Regions from separate parts of the Homo sapiens genome. Here region 1 is linked to region 2. Evidence: read pairs that join two places in POLR2A ChIA-PET (ENCODE). Cell type or tissue: MCF 10A. All regions are shown on one strand. Region 1 overlaps ADGRV1 (adhesion G protein-coupled receptor V1). Region 2 overlaps ADGRV1 (adhesion G protein-coupled receptor V1).

Evidence for each region. Peaks named below come from ENCODE experiments on the same cell type or tissue, not always from the same donor. Only the 100,000 strongest peaks of a DNase experiment are listed, where the experiment ranks them.
Region 1: POLR2A ChIA-PET joins it to region 2 with 10 read pairs; 2 of 35 experiments call an interaction of 5 or more read pairs at or near these places.

What each region holds. Positions count from the first base shown.
Region 1 is chr5:90,981,345-90,985,344 of GRCh38, forward strand. It overlaps ADGRV1 (adhesion G protein-coupled receptor V1), which reads left to right. Exons shown (of 90, transcript NM_032119.4): 85 at 4,000. Among named protein-coding and RNA genes, the nearest start is that of LUCAT1, 330 kb to the right of the region's middle. RefSeq lists enhancers at 442-586, 630-774, cis regulatory regions at 514, 702 and a silencer at 1,748-2,042. In MCF 10A, no CTCF peak of the experiment used is centred here; a DNase peak (open chromatin) is centred at 2,007.
Region 2 is chr5:91,077,641-91,081,640 of GRCh38, forward strand. All of the region lies in intron 86 of ADGRV1 (adhesion G protein-coupled receptor V1), which reads left to right. Among named protein-coding and RNA genes, the nearest start is that of LUCAT1, 230 kb to the right of the region's middle. In MCF 10A, no CTCF peak of the experiment used is centred here; a DNase peak (open chromatin) is centred at 1,611.

The DNA of each region.
Region 1 (4,000 bases), 96 kb before region 2:
GGTAACTTTGAATAGAATGGGAGGCAGGTTGGCCCTAAGCAGTCGCAGCTTGACTTTTCCCTTTAGCTTAGTGATTTGGGGGCCCCAAGATTTATTTTCTTTTCACAGTGGAGTTTGCATGTTCTCCCCATGTTTGCATGGGTTTTCTCTAGTACTTGGGTTTCCTCCCACATCCTAAAGCTGTGCACGTTGGCTTAATTGGTATGTCTAGATGTTCCCGCTCTGCATGTGCATGGGTGTGTATGTGTGAGTGCACCCTGTGATGGGATGACATCCTGTCCAGGGCTGGTTCCTGCCTTGTGCCCTGAGCTGCCAGAATGGGCTCTGGTCATCCTTGACCCTGAACTGGAATAAGCAGGTTATAAAATGAATGAATAAGTGAATACAAATTATTGTAAAATAAAAATTTATAAAGTATATGAAGAAAGTAAATCATGTAAATGCAGGACAATAAACAATGCTGTACAGAAGTGCACAGGGAGCCTGCCATGTTTGTGATTGTTTTTGACATGCCTAGTGGTAGAAGGTGCTCCTGACAATTTTCACTGTGCAAACATTGATTCCTTGATTTAACCCACCATCATGACAACCAGTGGCACTCATTGATTCACCAAAACCTGGATAAATTACTTACTTGAGAGGCTGAGGTGTCAGGATTGCTTGAGCCCAGGACTTCAAGGCTGCAGTGAGCTATGATCATGCGACTGCACTCCAGCCTGGGTGACAGAGCAAGACCTTGTCTCTAAAAAAAAATTTTGTAAAAATAATCATCTCACTTGTTCTTATCCATCTTTCTTAAAGGTATGTATAGGTCACACTTAATTCATTGTTTAATATGAGAAGTATTTAGGTCTTTATTTAGAAGCTTGGTCATTGTTTTGTGACCAGAAACATGCCATAGGAACTTAACTCTTTTCTGTATCAGTTAATCTATGGTAACGTTGGTTTCATGATACTTTGTTTTGCTTAATTTTGCAGTTTCCAAGAACCTATTGATGGTATTAAGTGAGGACATATTGTATAGTCAAATGCTCCACCATCTTCTTTTGGTTTTTAAAAAAAATGGCAGTAACTAGAGATTTTAACACCACTGCTTTGGGAAAGCAATACATTAATACATCTCATTCAAGTTTTGGGTGGAAGAAGAAAGAAAAACTAAGTTAACTAAGTTGAGCTAATGTAAACAAACATTGAAATTGTAAAGGCATTTTGGATAACTCATTGAACCTAAGAACTGTAACTACAGTTAGACCTCACAGGGACTGTGAGCATTCTTCTCTACTAACACACCTCTGCTTCACTGCCCTCATGGCTACGCCCTTTCTATGTCCACTTACTTCAGTCGACCAGCTTAGACACTCATGGAACATCAAGGAATTCAGTGTAGATGATTGGCTCAGCCGGGCCAGGCTTCTCCCCTGATTAAATCAGCTGTGGCCAGGGGAGCAATGTCAGGGAGTACACAGAGCACACTGAGCGCACTCTGCATGTGGTGGGAGGAGGGTTAGAGAGGCAGGGTTTGGAAAAGGGCTGCTCATGAGCTAGGCATTTGTCCAAAAATGTGCCTACCACACTACATTAAAATAAAATTCAAGTAAAACTTGAAATGAGCTAGTCAACACAAATCTTACGTTTGGCCTATGTAATGTTTCTAAAATAATTAAATGTTGTTCCATTACATTCTAGTATTTCTAGTCCATAGCTTTAAAAATGATATATTATGGGAAATACTTCTCTAGAGTATATTTCAGTGATCATATTCTTTTAAGAAGAAATTTAAATTATTTTTTATTTATAATTGGCAAAAGCTTATGACATTTGAAGCTTGTTTTACTTAATCAAGTATTCAGTAATTCAGCCACTCTGGGCCTTGAGCTCTTTGGGACAGAAGCACTGCATGTATAAATCTAACAATTACATTTGTCTCAGTCTTATCTGAGCCTGTGGTCAAGGCCAGACAGCTGCTGACAGGTTGAGTAATTCTGACTGATGGAACTAATGTCCTTCTGCGTAAAAGCAGACATTTTGAAAATGTCTCAATCTTTATCATGGTGAATCAGCTTAGAGTCATTTAGCAATCTGTACCCTCCTCCTTGACTCTTCCACCTACTGCACCACCGAGTTACGATGTCACATGGATGCACACAAGCATCTATCCAACATAAATAATTAGTACTTTTGTTTAGAAGATGGATTAATCAATGATTCTTGCTTTGTATGAATTTTCATTCTTTAACAGGCAGTATTGATTACCCCAGCAACAACACTTTACACAACCCCGCTTATTTGAGTCCACATCCCTATATTAATTATAGAAAGAAAAAAAAAGTTGGATCTAGTAATTTTTAAAAATGAATTAGAACAAAGTTACATAAGCAACAACTCAAAACATGCTTCATAATTACAGATATAAGCAGATGTACATAGAGATATGGAGTGCTGGCAGGAAATAAAATTCAGAGACACAAATCTCTAAGTAACCAAACATTTTTATCCTTCCCTGGTTTAGCCTAATACTAATCCCTCAAGGCTAATTTGGTACAGATACAATCTTACTCAGAAGCCTCAGTAAATAAAACATCTGAAAGCCTTCCCACAAACATTAGGAATGCTTATTTTTCAAATAGAAAAGTGTTTATCTTTTGTCTTTCACACTGTCTGACCTCTTAATAAGAGATTTAAGAAGAGGCAGTCACATTTTCCAGCATTGACTATGTATGTGCTCAGCACTTTACATGTAACATCTCATTTAATCTTTATAATAACCTTGTTGTATACATGCAACTGAGGCTCTGAAAATGTTGTGACTTGCCCAAGATTATCCACTTAAAGTATAACATTAATGAGTATGAATGAATTATAGACATATAATAATATAGACATAATATATAATTCATTCATACTCACACTCTTTCTACCATACAAAATTGAGAAGGAGGATTTATCCAGGCAATAAGTATTACTGTTTGAAATATGTATGGCATGGCATTCAATATTGTTACTGTACTAAATGATAATTAAATATGAGCATTCCTTATGGAAAGAAGACACTAGAAGACTTAGATCCAAGTTAGGTGTGGGATTTGGAGCCAACATAGCATTTATAGGCCTCAGTTTTCTTACTCTTATTTATTTAATGTGTCCCCTCATCCCCCTTCACTCTACACACTTGTCCCATTTATATGTTTTATCTCAGTAGGAAATAACAGATATAAGATGTGATGTAAATATAATATAAAAGAAATATTGCCCTTAATTATTTGTGTCCCACTTATTTGGAAACTAAGGTTCAAGAAAGTAAATACCACCCCATCTCTTTCACTGCTGTATCCCCAGCACCTACACTGGTCTGTGAAATTTAGTAAGCAATAAATATTTGTCATGTGAATGAACAAAAGGGAGAGAGTATAAATTGGGAAACATGGACCACAAAATGAACACCACTATAGTACTTTCTCTCTGTGCGATCATTTTCTGTTTATTTGTCTACACCTTCCACTGGACACTGAGATCAAGGTTGTCTTCAACGTTATTTCCCCACTAGAACAGTATCTGGCCCTGCCATATGATAGGCCCTCAATAAATAAAAATTGTCAAAAAGCTTGAAAATATAGGGCTTTTTATTTCATTATCACCTGGAAGTTAATGTGGGAAGTAGGTTTGCATATCAGAGTATGTTTCTTCAAAGACACGTTTACAAAACAGTCATAGAAGATTGTAACTGAGAGTAAATCAGAGCAAATTAAGGCAAATAAAAAATACAGCAAATCAACTAAATATTTCCCTGTGTTTCCAGAATTTTGAGGTATCCTGAATTTCTTGGATAAGAATGAAATTGTTATGAAAGAATGAATGTATGAACTAACTTAAAAAAATCAAAACTAATTATTAAGTAGATCCTGGCCTTTTGTTGGTCGGTAACATTGCCTAAGCCAGTAGAGTTTGTGTTCTGTGCCATTAAAGAAGAGCCTGTTCATTTTATGTTGTTTTCTTCCTTAGT
Region 2 (4,000 bases):
CCTTTGACTGCCATGAACCAAATTGTTGAAGGTCAGTGGCTCCTAATGAGAATCACTTGCCTCCTCTTCCCTTCAGTGGGTGGATGTGCAGTGAGAATGAGTTATGATAAAGGTATGTACCTGAACTAAATTTCAATATCTCAAGCAGCATTTTAAACAAAGCCTGTAATTTTCGGGCTTGGTTTTGATCTCTGGCAACGATAAGCATGTCTCTCTTTTTAGGCTCATTAGAATTTACTGACTCCTTTCTGATTCATGATCCAGTTCTTATATGAGGAATGATTCATGGATCAGGAGAGGAAAATTCATTTCAATCAAGAAAGAAAGTAGATGATTACAAATCCCCTTCTTCTAAAAATCCCACACATAGGTTTCAATATGATATATGAAAATGGAAATGTGGCTGGATCCAGCTAGTCATGTAATGTGAACCTGAGGTATTTAGAATCTCCTGGTACTGTAATGGCCACATCTCTTACATGGGAGCATTATTTGAGGATGAATGCTTCCATTTCTTCAACCTTAGAGTGAACAACAATAGTAATATAAATCAATATTTTATTATTATTATAAAAATTATTGAAAACTTTTTATAGTGAATATTGTAAATGCTCATCCCTTACATCCTAAAGTTGAGTGCCTTTTTTACTCTTGTCGTTTTTAAAATTTCAAATAGAGCAAAGGAAATGAAATCCAAAGGAAAAAGAGGGAAAGGAAAGAGCTCCTGGTAAATAAAATAAACTGTGTTTCAGTCTCCAAAGATGGCTGCCATCAGTTACTTTTCTCCTTTTATGTAGGTGCTACTCCTCACATCAAAGGATGGAGACTAGTTCTCATCCTTTTACATCTGGACTGTCTTTGGACTTGCTTAGACCAATGTAATGTGATGGAAGTGATGCTTTTTCATAATGGGCCTAGACTTTAAGATGAATGGCAGTTTTAGATTCCTTCCTCTTGGAAGCCACCATCTAAGTTCAATTACCCAGAGACCACCACGGTGGTAGAAACCCCACGCTGGCCATGTGCAGCAGACATGTGCAAAGGCAGGCTCAGCCAGCCTCCAGTTGTGTCAGGCAAACCAGCTCTGATTCCAGACATGGACATGTGAGTGAAGAAGGCTTCTTGTAGGTTCCATCCCCAATGGACACCACACAGAGTTGAAAACCTGCCTAGCCCAGATTGCAGAATTGGGAGAAATAGTACATTATTTTAAGTCACTAAGTTTGGTGCTAGCTTATTTGAAGCAGTCAGTAGCTGAAACATTCTGGTGTTTCAATATCCTCATTATTCTCACATCAAACTTGTAAGTATGTCATTGTCCTTTTAAATGTTACTGCTTGCAGAAACCTTCAGGATTTATAAATAAAAATGGGAAAACATGATATGATTTTTTTTCCTAAAGCAGAATTGGGGCTTCTGCTAAAGTAAAGTAAAAGTGATCTTACCCAGTAACAGTATGTACTTGAATAGGATCCAGAATGACCAACATTACAGGTTTCACATGTCCTTGGCAGTTAGATGCCTGTTTGCAGTCTACTCCAAGCTCCATTTCTGAAAATAACATTTTAAAAAAACAATGCCTTGGGGCCTAAGGAAAACCCCAGCTTCTCACTCAACCGTGAACAGACACTCCCACTCAAGCTTGAAAAAATCTTTGTGAAGCACAGTTCACTCTTCCCACATTTTGCCAATAGTGGTGGGGGAAATCCCACATGTTAAAAACACATACATATGGATGCCCATTCTCTGCTTAGGTTTTTGATCTCAATCCTCGAAGATTCATATCAGAAATCTCTCTGCCTGGAAGATGATGTGTAGTCATTCAGTGTTTGTTTTCTTCATTATTGTTTCTGAAAACACTTAGGATTTGATACTGCTCATGAAAAACTCCTAGAACAATAACATCAGGAGTTGCCTAAGGCTTTGCACATCATCATGAAAAGTAAAAAGGAAAATCATATTTTTGAGAGAAGGTTTAAATTTCTGTTGAAACACCCCTGATTTACAATGTAGCCAAGAAGGAAAAGGGGCTGACCACTTGTGGCAGACCGGGCCTTTCTAGAACTCAGGTTTCCTGGATTTCTTACTTTAGTGAGCTGCCTTTTACCAGTCTCAATTGGAGATGGATGAGGACAAAGGTAATCCCCAACTCTGGCTATTTCAGTACTAAACTATTATGTTTAATTGACATCTTTTTTCTAGGTGGACAGAGGGCATAGAGCATGGATATGGGACGGGGGTGAGAGAAAGAGTAAAGGGCTGGCACTGCATGTAAGTGCAGGTGTGCATCTCCCTTTGCACCTTGGTGGTCCACATCATGGTTATTGTCATCATCACTGCCACCCATTACGATTCACCATTCATCAGGCACTGTGTTAAGAATTTCACGTATGTTATCTCAGTTTAATATATATATATATGTACATAATATCTGTACATATTTATGGGGTACATGTGACATTTTGTAACATACATAGAATGTGTAATGATCATGTCAGGGTATTTGGGATGTCCATCACCTTGAATATTTATCATTTCAATGTGCTGGGGTCATTTCAAGTTATCTCTTCTAGCTATTTTGAAATATACAATACATGTTGTTAACTATAGTCAACTAGTTTGCTATCAAACATTTTATCTCAATTTTTACATGAAGCCTATTAAGCAGGTATGATTTCCTCTAGTCAGACAAGGAAATCAAGGAAATGAGAGGCTTAGAAACGTTTTCACATTTACAGGGCTGCTCAGTTGTGGGATTAGAATCAGAGGTTGATTCACAAGCTCTCCAGAGCTGCCATTGTTGTTCACATCAATACTTCTGCCCTTACCATTTTGTTTTCAAAACTCTTCTTGGTAATAGTGACATGTAAACATTAAATTTTAAACTTAGAGAACTCTAATTTCATAAAAGTAGTATTAGACTTTACACCCAGCTCCGCACACCCTGCAAAAAAAAAAAAAAAAAAAAAAACTTGAAGTGATCAGGGTTGGAAAATTACTCCTTCATCTTCTACTTAATCTTCTGATTTCCAAGAAAGATTGCCCCTCTTTATGGTACCAAAACATCCCTAGTTTTCCTCACTATTCTCATATGTAATGCAGGTGTAATAACACTATTTAATTTCGTACAGTTGTGTGAAAGATAAAATTTTAATTCATATAAGTATTTAGTATAGTTCCTGAAACATACTAAGTCCTCAATATGTGTTAGTATTTTTATTAGTATAAGAACCCTTTCAATATGTAATTGGTACAGAATGCAGTCAGATATGTAACTCCTTTCTTCTCTACACTTCATCAATATCTCTCAAATGTTCCCCTCCCTTTCTTCATGATTTTGCCTGGTGTATTAGCTCAGGCTGCCATACAAAATACCATAGACTGGGTGTCCTAAACAACAGACATTTATTTGTCACAGTTCCAGAGACTGGAAGTCCAAGATCAAGGCGTCAGCTGATTCAGGTCCTGGCGAGGCTTGCATGGACATTTTGCTCTCTCCTCTCATGGATGAGAGAGAACCCTCTCATGTCTCTTCTTATAAGGACACTAATTCCATCATGGGGGCTCCACCTTCATGAGATTATTACCTCCTGAAGGCCTCATCTCCAAATACCATTGCATTGGGAGTTAGGGCTTCGACATACAAATTTGGGGGATGGAGGAAACAATTCAGTCCATAGCACCTTGGTGATGTCTCCCATCATCTCATCCTTAGACTATTACAGCTGTCTTGAGACCAATATTGTTCAATTCTTGTCTATCCCCATTCCACACTGAAGCATTCTAAAAAGCAAAATTGGCCATGTCATAAAATCATCTAATGACAATCATTAGGCTATAGAATAAAAGGAAAAAATCAGGAGCTGGGCATGGTGACTCACGCCCGTAATCCCAGCACTTTGAGAGGCCGAGGCAGGTGAATCATCTGAGGTCAGGAGTTCGAGACCAGCCTGGCCAACATAGTGTGAAACCCCGTCTCTACAAAAAATACAAAAATTAG